2 separate regions of the Mus musculus genome follow, and region 1 is linked to region 2. A link is a contact called in ENCODE Hi-C or POLR2A ChIA-PET data. All regions are on one chromosome and are shown on one strand. The core of a region is the stretch at or near the end of the contact, and the rest is flanking DNA. Distances in the headings are between cores, read along the strand shown. Region 1 holds the start of Hmbox1 (homeobox containing 1). Region 2 overlaps Hmbox1 (homeobox containing 1).

What was found. A loop is a pair of places that touch in the nucleus more often than their neighbours do. ChIA-PET counts read pairs that join two places held with the same protein, here RNA polymerase II (POLR2A).
Region 1: a map of heart shows a loop between it and region 2 (2.0-fold over the local background). The contact joins the promoter of Hmbox1 here to the enhancer-like site in region 2. A Hi-C loop is called at or near these places in 2 of 37 maps with a recorded cell type or tissue (heart and left cerebral cortex). POLR2A ChIA-PET finds 5 or more read pairs at or near these places in 2 of 5 experiments (Patski and embryonic stem cell).

Annotation. Positions count from the first base shown.
Region 1 is chr14:64,945,797-64,951,678 of GRCm38, forward strand. It overlaps Hmbox1 (homeobox containing 1), which reads right to left and starts at 4,061. Exons shown (of 10, transcript NM_177338.6): 1 at 3,781-4,061. Ints9 (integrator complex subunit 9) reads left to right here and starts at 4,497. Exons shown (of 17, transcript NM_153414.5): 1 at 4,497-4,571. The coding sequence starts at 4,563.
Region 2 is chr14:64,911,466-64,917,832 of GRCm38, forward strand. The region is part of intron 1 of Hmbox1 (homeobox containing 1); the gene reads right to left. Among named protein-coding and RNA genes, the nearest start is that of Hmbox1, 35 kb to the right of the region's middle. Within about 2 kb of position 4,471, at least 1 of the 3 ENCODE cell types and tissues checked has a DNase peak (open chromatin) inside an H3K27ac peak, as active enhancers do; it is heart, where a contact is called at or near this core.

The DNA.
Region 1 (5,882 bases), core at 2,811-5,310, 34 kb after region 2:
CCCATATGAGAGAACTGTAGTTTGGCAGAATCTACTAAATGATAGTTTACAGTGATAAGGAAGCCTCCATTGTGTCTATAAAGTGGACAGCATGAATGGTGGTTACACTTAAATCTCTGCTATTTGTGGATTAGATTGGTTTCATGGTTGTAGGTCTGAAACACACACACAGAGACATACAGAGAGACACACATATATATATATACACACACTTCATATATATTTGAGTACCCATATGAATGTGCATACATAACACTCTAGGATGTGCTATGCTTTTTATTCATGACAGTCTTGTATAAAGTTTAAAATTGAAAAGAAGAAAAACCAGTTGTTATCAGAAAATTCTAGCCAAAAAATAGAATAAGATGATTCTGGAAGCCAAAATATCTAAATAAATCAGGAACAAATAGACCAAACCCAGCACATTTTGATTGGGTGCTTTTAAGACTAATCCATAAGTGTTCACCATTTTAAAAAGTTGAGAAGTACACCAACCCCCGTTTATGAAAAATAACAATCTTGATAAATTTATAATTCCCAAGAGAAACAGTCCAAGCTTAAAGAACAGATTATAAAAACAATAGAAAAGCTGCAATAGATGAACAGACCCAACAGTAAATCTGCTTTGCTTTTGATAGAAATAAGGTAGCCAACTGAACTTTCCAACTAGAGCCAGAACTAACAGGACACATAGGAGACTTAAAAAGAACAATCTAATATACAAGATACAATGAAGCAAGTAAGAATACTCATCAACACTTAGTATAAAATTGCAGGAATAGAAGAATGAGATCTTTGTTACAATGTGTGTTTTAACTTAGAAAAACAAAGATATTAAGTTTCCACTTGGGCTAGAAGATGAAATACACCCAGCTGTGCAGATGAAGCCCTCTGGAAAGGCATTCAACACATTACTAAGGATTCCTTTCCTTGATGCACTTTTGCAACTAAACAGTTTTGCGTGTATGTACGCTTTGCACAGAACTAACAGCAGACTGGCTAAAAACAACTTGCATTTTCAACTCCCTATAATGTAAAGGCCGGATATTTTTTTTTTCAGAAATGATCAGATTAAAATAAATATGTCTTTACAGTTACAGGATGAAATTTTAGGCTGGACAGGCACCACTGCCCCCATTCTCTCCGTTTTTTCATAAACCATATGACTTCCACATGCTGAGAGTGTTTTATGCTTTAGTCTGCAGTAAAGGCTTTACATCATTTTAATGCCCCAGTACTCAAAATGCAACAGAATCAGCCCAGTGAATATAAGGAAGATTCAGTGTACATGGAGCCATTATTTCCAGACTACTAGTCAGAAAAAGTTTAACGAATGTTTTTCCCATAAATAACTTCACAATTCCATTGATGAAAATAAACAAGAAGAAGATTCAAGGTAAGGGTAGATGAAAAACACTCATTTTTCTAGGTTGGAACATTTTAGTTTGTCATATCTAAAATGATTATTAAACATGTAAAAATTCAATATCTACTAGAATACATTTTGGAAAACTACAAGTAAACAACTATTTTGTTGTTACATGGAATTTTCTTCCAGTTTTTGAAAAATAATGTTTCAGGTTAAGATAAAGCCTCAAACAAGTAATTCTGAAAATCCTGGTCTTCAACAAACCATAGGCTCAGCTTGGAACAGCACACTGTGTACAAAATTATATTTAGGTCCATTCACATACTTAACACTCAACTTCATGCAAACACAGTCCCCTTATCTGTGGGAATGATCAACAGCAGAAATTTCAAATCAAAGACTAAAACTACCATAAATCCCAGTGTGATGCTATGGAATCTAAAAGCCCATAGCTAACAGAAGAACTCAAGAACTAACACATTCTTGACCAAACACATAATACATGAAATTCTCAAGTCAAAATAGAAATAATGCCAATTATTCTTTTAGTGATTTAAAAGTCTATGATATCACAAAATTATCACAGAGAGTGATTGAAGAAGATGTATTTTGGACTGAGGGAGTACAAAATGTATGATCTTAAATTCTCCTGGTGTAATGTCATTAAATATTCAAGACTGTGAGAAACAAGAGATGTTTCATTCCAACCCTAATTGAAAATGGAAAAATAAAATAAAATTTCCCAAACTTGACTTATAAGCATAATACAACCAGATCCAGCAACTTAGCCGTGCAATTTTAATAAGTTTAATGCAAAGCACTGCAAACCTGATGTGATAATGACTTGTGGCATAAATGCAAAATAACAACAAATTCGGGTCCTTTTCACTTAACGATGCATTTTATAGTGAAACCACAAAAAGCACAGCCCATATTAGCACAAACTAAGCAAAAAAGTACAGGAGGTATTATGTCCATCGGGAAGAGAAATGTTCTGTGCCAAGGAAGGAAGGAAGGAAGGAAGGAAGGAAGGAAGGAAGGGGGTGGGGGAGAGAGGAAGCTAAGGAAAGATAGGAAAGAGAAGGCAAAGATTTCTATTATCTGCAGGTCCCCAGAAAAAGGGGCACGTGACTATACCCTATATAACAGACGAGGGTTTTTTTAAGCTTCAGACAAAAATAAAAATAGCAATCACTTTTATCATTCAACTTTACGAAGCGTGTATCTTTACTGCTAAGTGCATTCTTTGCTTCACTCACCCAATGCTTCCTCACTCTTCCATACCAGTTTTCAAGCATTTGTGACACAGAACAGGGTGGGGTAGAAGAAAAAACAAAACAAACAACAAAAAACAAAAAACAAAAAACAAAAAAAGACCACAGCGCCTTTCAGCGCACAGTCAACCCTCTTCTCCGCAAAAAATTTCCAACAGTTTTTTCAACTACGAAAATAAGTCGCCTTATCTACCTCAGGATACAGAGCAGACGTTCTGTCTCATTAGAAGACAGCGATGCGGATGGCATTTAGCACTCGAGATTCCCAGCCCCACGTTCCCGAATTTTAAATAACTGGCAAGCTACTGAGCATGAAGATGACAAGATACCTCTACTTACTGTTTCGGGGTGAAGGTGGGTGGAGGACTCCTTTCAAAGTAGCCCCAATAGTGTAACCCAAACACGGTTCCGGAATAAAATACTAAGAGACACTTTTCCTTTCCCACCTTTAGCTGCCGACTTGAGGCAAAGATGCATCTCCACATCACATCATCTATATAGTCCTGCCGGGAGTTTGGGGTGGAGACTGGCCCAGAGTAGGGCACCGAGTGTGAGCTGGGCGCCCAGACACTAACGAGTTACTGAGCCCCCCCAAACCCTGCACAAGATCCTTGGACCAAAAGTCCAGCCCGGGACTCCTGCGTGCTTCCCAAGCCCAGGCCGCTTATCTCTGACTCCAGCCATCTAACTTACCATCTACAGACATTCCTTCAAGACGATCGCAGCACCCAAGTACACGTCACAGTTTAAAACACAGCGAGACACTCCCCAAACAAACCAGCACACCTCGAAACCACCTTACAGTTTCTCAAACTCCCAAGCAGGAAGACCCCCCAACTCCAGGATTCAAACCTTCCGCCGGTCCTGAAGACCAGAGAGAAGTTGGGAAGCCATCGACGCCTCTCCACGCCCGCCCCTCACAAACTGCCCCACCCCACAGCCCGCGCACGGCCGCCCCCTCGGAAGTACCCCTACTTGCTCCCCTATGCTCAACCTGGCTACTCCAGAGACCCATCTGTGGCGCCTACTCACTTTCTCTCCCCCCCAAACATCTCGACATTTTTTTTTCCTTAAAGTAATGAGAGAAGTGAGGAAAAGAGACTTGAGGCAGTCCAGCTTGCAAACGACCCCACTCACCTTGGAAATCCAGCTGAGAGTTCTCTGCACCCTGCTCAGCCCCCTCCCCAGCGTCCCAGTGCAAGGCTGAGGGAGGGAGGAGGAAGGCGGGAGGGGGAGGGGATCTTCACCGCGGGGCGCCCTGCGGGAGGGGCTGAGGAGGGCTCCAGGCCCGCGCAGGAAGAGCCTAGGGGGGAGGGGAGGCCCCTATCTCCCAGTCTCCCCCTGAAAACCTCCCTTGTCTCAATCACATCAGACTGACTGTCTTTGTCTGGCTGACAACCGCCATATTGATAGCAACAGCCCCGCTCCCACCTGCTGCCGCTGGGCATCCCTGGGAGTTGTAGTTTCCGGTTCCCTAGAGGAAAAGTGCAGAGTTGAGGGTCTGAGGCCCTAGGGAACTACAGCTTCCAGCAGGCACTGCGCCCATACGCCTTCCCACAGGGAGGAGGGGAGCTGGGAGCTGAAATCGTGCGGACTACACATCCCAGAATACCATGGATGCTAGACCCAGATGAGGGACATGATATCATGCTGGGATGGAAAGGAAGGATGAATTGGCGGCGGCGATGAATTTGAGCGGACGGAAGGAGGTGATTAGAGAGAAAAGGGAGGAAAAGGAAAGACGCCCACAGTGCCCATGATACCTGCAGTAAAACTACATTTCCCGTGAGGCTCTGGAAAATGCTTAAGGAGTGAAGACTCCAAGTCCCGCGATGCTCTGGGCTATAGAGATTAAACCGGAAGATCCTTCCCTGTCTTTAGAAGTGAAGAGACTGGTACTGAACAACCAAAAGTCCGATATGAAACTGGTGAGTTTCCACTACTAAGTCAGAGGGCAAAGGTAATGAATGCTATATATCTTTGGAGTCTGTCGCCTCCACCATGATTTATCACGGAGGGAGGTCAGCACTTAAAAATTATAAAGTGAGCTGGGTTTTGCGATTGGGATTTGAATTCCCGCTTGCTCACATCCCACAGCTCCTGCATCTGTCAGGAGGTCTTCATTACTGTTTGGCAGATCCCTTTGGCCGCACGTGAGGTTGTATGTTACATTTCTTCACCCTTGGGCTAAAGATAGGCTCCAAAACTTTGGTTTGGTCATGTTTCTCAGCCTGCACCTGAGAGCTATAATAGATCATCAACCACTTTCCACTTAATGAGCACTTGAGTGGACTCCTACTGATATTGCGAGGCTGGATTCCGATCTGAACAGAAAGTAGGAGCGATCAGACAGAAGGTCTAAATGTCCTGTTACTCCTAACTGCAGTTCGAATTACAAGAAAGAGATGCTAAAGGGTGGTGCCCTTGAAGGATTCCCGTCTAAAGCCTGCTTGAAATAAACAGCTCTAGATAAAACATGCCTCCTGAAGAAGTAACTGTGTGGCAAAACACTAAGCTGACAGGTGGCCTTTTCAGATATTTGCTTTGCCCCATTTTTCTGAGCACACCGTTCTAACAAGTTGTTTTATTCAAGCTTAATGGAATAAGTAATAGAGTAATAAGGAAATTGAACGCAGGTGTGAAATGCTTGTCGTCGCCCTCCTATTCCCTACATTCTCACTGCCAACTTACTGTAGAATCTTCCTAATTGCTACGTGGAGAGAAATATCCTCAATAGAGTGAAGTGTGTTTGGTATGTTCTGTTTAAGAGAGAAGCGATGCAGAAACGTTTATTCCAGAACAACTTTTTTTTTTTTTTCTCTTCTTCTGTTTTTTTGAGATAGAGCTTCTCTGTGTAGCCCTAGCTGTCCTGGAATTCTCTTTGTAGCCCAGGCTGGCCTCTCAGAACAACTTCTTTGGGAGGGTATCAGAACTTAGGTACTTTTTGCTTTACTCATAAAATCTTCTTGCTTAACGTATACACAGAGGTTAAAGCAGGGAAGGAGCAAATGGAAAATTAGCCATTCCCTTTCAGAATCAAAAGCTGGCGAAAAGAAACCAGATGTGGCACACCTTTAATTCCAGCACTCAGGAGGCAGAGGCAGGCAGACCTCTGAGTTCTAGGATAGCCAGGGAAGTTATACTGAGAAATCCTGTCTCAAAAAAAGAAAGAAAGAAAGATAAAGAAAAGAGAGAGAAAAAGAAATCAAGAAAAGGAAGTATTAAAAAGAAAGAAAAGA
Region 2 (6,367 bases), core at 3,221-5,720:
GGAGGTTTTAGAGAGAGTGGAGGATGAAGGATAGAGAAAGGAAGAGCTGTAGAAGGGCGAGGTGTGGTGGTACACGCCTTTAATCCCAGCACTTGGGAGGCAGTGGCAGGCGAATTTCTGAGATCAAGGCCAGCCTGGTCTAGAGTGAGTTCCAGGACAGCCAGGGCTACACAGAGAAACCCTGTCTCGAAAAATAATAATAATGATGATGATGATGATGATGAGTTGTGGAAGGAAGATGGAGCAGAACCACATGGCCTGGAGAAGCCACAAGTAGCAAGGGATCGCATAGCTGGGGAAGAGATTAGTGTAGTGGTAGATCTGCCCAATCTAGGCATACAGCTTATAAATATTATAACTGAGATGTGTGTTTTTTACTTGGGCTCATTGGGGTTGGAGATTTACTGCAGCACAGAATGGTAAGATTACATTGGCTTTATCTATTATTAGTTTTCACAGATTCAAAACCCCTTACTCTGAATTATTTCCTTCCATTATCTACTGGTAAGCTCAAGAATTTTTTAGTTTTATGACACTTATAACCTAATACCATACAAATATAATCTTTATTTATTGTATGCAACTATTGTATAATACAGGCTCCCCCCCCAAAAAAAAAATCTTTGTGCTATGAAATATAGATGGAAAGAATCCTTCAGGGATTTATTTTTATTGTTTATATTTTTGTGTATGTGTGTGTCTGTGACTGAGTACCTGAAAAGGCCAAAAGAAGGCTTTGGATTCTGTGGTTCTAGTGTTTAAGAAGGCTGTGAGCCCCCTGATGTGGGTACACTGGACCTCTTGACTGAGCACTCAGACTGAGTGCTCCTAACCACTGGGCCATCTCTATAACCCCAGAAGAATTCTTTAATCTATGGAATCATTTCTAGATTCAGATCAACATTAATTTCTTTGATATTACTTCTAACCAGTAAAATAATTATGTACCCCTTGGTCTTTATTATTTATTTATGTTCATCTATAAATAAAAATATAAAAATACCTATTTACACAATGTTTAAGAATTTTAATCTACTAGGGCTGCACAACACTGGGCCTGTCAATAGCCAATTATGGCTCAGGAAGGAGTTCACAGGGCCCTACCCATCCCTGCTAAACTACTGTACACTGATGGATTCTGGGGAAGGAGCTGTCACTGTCTTCAGCTGTGGACCCAAAGGTGAGCCCACCATGCTCCACTAGATAGTTCTACACAGATGTTCTGGTTAAAATTAGCACTCACAAAACCAAAGACATGAACTTGTAAGGAAAAGAAGGGGGAGAGAAGACAGTGAGCAGAACACATTATCCACATGTATAATCATCAAAGAAGAGAATTTAAAACAACTAAAGAGAAAAACATGCAAACAAAATATCTCCCATGCGGCAGTCATGGTGGCTCACATGTGCATCTCTGTACTCAGGAGGCTGAGGAAGTTGGATACTATGAATTCTTGGCTCCCTAGAGCTACAGAATGAGCCCCTGCCTCCAAAGATTATCTTCTGTGGATATAATATGATGATGTTATAAACTTTAAACATAAGTGAATTTACCTTATTTATATCTTATTAAATTTATTTCATAAAATAGAGTAGACTACCCTCCATGAAGGACCAAGAGAATGCTGTACCCTTAACACTGCTCATACTCACATGAACTGCTGGTAGACTCCCAAACACTGCTCCCAACGCTGCAGGGCATTATTTTAAACTAAAATTCACATCTAGGAAAGCTTACTCTTTATATGGTGAACTAGTACAAACTCCTCATATGTGTGAAACCAAATATCACCAATTACTTTCCATTGCAGGTTCCTTTAACTGCCATCCCTTCCAATGCTACTTCTGCATATAAGTCGCTCTTTTCTCCCCAGCTAACTGCTATCTCCCTTTTGTTGTATACAGCTACAACCTCCAAAAACACTTATCTGAGGGCCAAGACAGGGCCAAAGAAGTTCTGTACCCACCAAAGGTAGTTCCCTTCGAACTAAATTGTCACAAATATTTTCGTGTGCACACGTGTGTACAGATGCCAGTAGAGGCCAGATACTGGCTTTGGGTGTCTTGCACAATCACTCTGGGCCTTATCATTTTTTGAGGCAGTCTCTCACTGAATCTTGATCTCATTGATTCAGCCAGTCAGCAAACCCTAGGGATAGTCTGCCTCAACCTTCCCAATGCTGGAATTAGATGTGCACCACCATTCCTGGATTTTCAATGTGCATGCTGGGAATCAAATTCAGATCCTCAGGCTTATGCGGTAAGCACTTTACCAACTGAGCCATCTCCCCGGGCTCCTAAATTGTCAATTTTGTTCTTTGAGGGTATAGTTGAGTCAATCCTGTGGTTGTACACTGGCTTGCTTGTTTGTTTTCTTTTTATTTTTTGGGTTCTTTGAGACAGGGTTTCTCTGTGTAACCCTGGCTGTCCTGGAACTCACTCTGTAGACCAGGCTAGTCTTGAACTCTGCCTCTCAAGTGCTAGGATTAAAGGCATACATCACTACTGCTGCACTCTGATGCATGCACACTGATTAACCTACACAGTATCTGCAATTTTGAGACTGTACCTATATATCAGTGTTTTTAATAGAAACAAGATCTACATTCATCAACAAACTTTGTAATTTCTCATGCGTTCAAGGCATGCTTTCTCTGAGTCACTACAGGCAGGTAACCACAGTCACTCAATTCTACAGACACTAAGTGCCTGCCAGTGCTGACCAGTGAGCTTAACTCAGACTGTGATTTGTCTCACGGCAGAACATTATTCGTATTGTTCCCGCTCAAGAAAAACAGCACCATGACTTACAGCATGCTAAACATACTGATTTTTCATGTTAATTATTTTAGTTAAAAGCACTCTGAAGGCAGCACTTTAAGAAGGGCACTTTCATAAGAGCAGGAGATAGAACTCCCATGAGAAAGGTACCCCTGCCCCCATACCAGAGGAAGGAAGACATTCTTATCGGGAGTCCAGGATGGAAGCAATCTACACAAACAAACCCTGTTCAACTAACCTTATCTGCTTAGTCACTCTTCCAAGATTAGCTGCCTTGATTGAAAGCTTTTTATTTGTCTAAGACAGCTTTTGGTTCTAACTGCTTCTTGGGGCCCTCGTTTTTTCTTGGGAGCGCTCCCATTGGGGAAAAAAATCACCAAATAAAATGTGTGTGCTTTTCTCTCAGTAACATGTTAGTTTAGTTCTAAGGCTCAAAGAGGCTGGAGGAGATATGTATCTCTCCTATATTGTGAGAGAAAACCATCTCCTTTTTTCTCTCACCCCCTGCTTATTTTCTGTTGCAAGGGCATTACTGGAACAGTCATCAAATACAATCAGATGCTCACAAAGCTAGTTCACCAAAAAGACAAGCCCAGAGTACACACCAAGGACTAAGAACACACAATGGCAACAACAAATAACCCCTGCAGTTATTAAGTAAAAAAAAAAAAGGGTGATAACATTCAAATGATAATGCCTATAACTTTCTACCTAGCAATTCCAGTTCTGGAGATAGACCCAAGAAGACAGTCACACAGGGGGCAAGGTAACTTCAATTCAAGGTTATTCTTTTCAGCACAAAAGATCAGAAATAATCGCCGGGCAGTGGTGGTGCACACCTTTAATCCCAGCACTTGGGAGACAGAGGCAGGCGGATTTCTGAGTTCGAGGCCAGCCTGGTCTACAGAGTGAGTTCCAGGACAGCCAGGGCTATACAGAGAAACCCTGTCCCGAAAACAAAACAAAAAAGAAAAAAAGAATTTCCCATTGGAGACAACAGCTAGAACTCAAAGGTAAAGTACTTAGCTAGTATTCAGCAGGTCCTGGGTTCAAGCCTATGTACTCCACATCTACAGCATTTTGCCTTGGAGTTCAAAGTGCTAGTTCAACAGGAAGCTAGGGGTGGAGTGGGGATCAGGAAACAAGACAATGAAAGAAATGGCATCCTTTGCCATCTGGCTCTTTGGACTGGTTGTGAGCTCTGAAGAAGTAAAAGGGTAGATTCAAAAGATAAAGATCTTTTCAAGATAGGGGCAGACTGAAACTGAGCAGGAAGGAGGGATCTCGAAATCTGCCTTGGGCTTCTGGTGCTAAAGGCTGAAGCTCTGAACATACATTCCCAGCATGGCCCGGCTGTCCCTCACAGGGGACCCAAATGCAGAGACAGTAAGGAGGTACCACAAAGGAACAGAATAAAGAAGGCTGTGAGCAAAAATTCTTCACTTCTTGGCTGTGTGTGGTGGGTGGCACACACCTTTAATTTGGGAGGCAGAGGCAGGTGGAAGTCTGAGTTCAACGCTGGCCTGATCTACAGAGTGAGTTCCAGTACAGCCAGGCTATATAGAGAAACCCTGTCTTGAAACCACAAAACAACAACAGCAAAAAACTCTTCATCTCTGTCCTCAAATCCATGCACCATTCCACTCAGGGGGTCCTCAAAATCCTCATCAGGCTCTAGAAGCTTGGTTGTGCAAGCAGGAAGTAGCTGCCACATTCCAACTGTCCCCAGGCCCTGAAGCCCAGACACAGTTTCACAGCAAATCTCTAAACATGTGATACAAAGAGGAAAAGAAACAGAAACCAGCACTCCAAAGAGAAAGCCAAAAGGAATGTCAGGGCATTCTAAAATGTGGCCCTATTGCTCACCACACGGGAAGTGGAGGAACCATGAGGATGAGCAAAGAGGTCACTCGAGCTCTGCTGGGATCCACACTTACTCTACAGAGTACAATCCTTCAACCACTTTAAAATACTGCTTTTCTAGCCATCAAGCAATGATGTGTGTTCTTGATTCTATGCCTGTGCGTACCCCTGCCTCCCAGATTGTTCACATTAAAAAGAAGGACAATTAGAAGAATGATAAGAGAGCTGGGGAACACACCGGAAGGCATAAGCATATCCTTGTAACACGCTGGCAGAAAATTACAGAACAGTCAAATACAGAGTTGCTTCCTTTTTTAAAAGTTAAAGACATCTTGCCCTATTCTAAAAATATAACAAAGTATTTATCTTAATTCAACTTTCAGTTTTCCTTTTTCAATTTTGTCCAGAATTAAAATAATATATACAATCCACGTATGCCCTATAGCACAAAAATAATAGTTCTAAATATACAGATGTGCCATTTTTAAGAGATGGAGTTTGTACTAAAACCATAATACTTGCTAAACCATTAAAAAAAAAAAACAAAACCAGAAACCAAAGGCCATCTTTAGGTAATGTGAATTCATATGTGAAGATGAATATTGCCAGGAAGAAGTGTGTTTCTAAGAGTAGCAGGGAGTGACTTCAGAGACTCTGAAGATGAAACTCCATGTTGATATGAATCCGTGGGGTAACAGACACGAAACCAGCATAACTCATTTACTATACCCTGTTTGTCGTCTACCTATCTCAGGAGCTAGGTAGTTTAATTTTATGTTTGATCCTTATATTTTTCATACACCTTCATGTATTCATTTGAAATTCAAATGCCCCACAATGTAGGTAAGGCAGGTTTTACAAACACTTAAACACGGGAAATTTTTAATTTTAAACAAAGCAAAATAATGTGTAACAGAGACATTTTATCCTACTTTTTTTTTTTTTTTTTTTTGGGTTTTTCGAGACAGGGTTTCTCTGTGTAGCCCTGGCTGTCCTGGAACTCACTTTGTAGATCGGGCTGGCCTTGAACTCAAAAATCCGCCTGCCTCTGCCTCCCGAGTGCTGGGATTAAAGGCGTGTGCCACCACGCCCGGCTTATCCTACTTCTACTTCTCCAAACGCCACCTTCTGTCTTCACTGAAAATACTTCTCCTGCCCATTCACCTTCCCTTCACTAAGCAGCGTCTTCTGCCTCAAGTTACTAGCAGAGTTCTTACTCCATCAACTTCGCATTCCAGACAACAGACTCTGCTATCTATTCCTCATTGCAGTGGTTGGGAAATGGAGGTTGGGAAGTGTTGAAATGTGACTGTGTACAAATCAACCTGCCACATCTGGCTTTCTCTGCAAAACAGAAAATGATGCCTAGAGCTCTAACCTAATAGGACAAGCACAGATCTAACTAAACAAAGCTTTAGAAGCTACCAGACTTCTGTAACATTAAGACTGTGTGAGAATGACACTCTAGAAATAAATGTCATGTACAAGGGCTACAGTAAGACAAAGTATTTACACTAAGGGGTAGCATTCCATTCTCTCTTCATTTCTTTACAGTAACTTCTTTGTGGAAAGTCAACCCATTAATAAAACCTAGGCCAAAGGCCACCAGCTTGGTGAACTCTTCCTTTATTCCTTAAAAGTGATAAAGCTCCCTGCGTGAGATAACCTGATGACTTGTGAATGGAGTTAGCAGATCCCTTAGTTTCATGAACTGTCTGGGTGA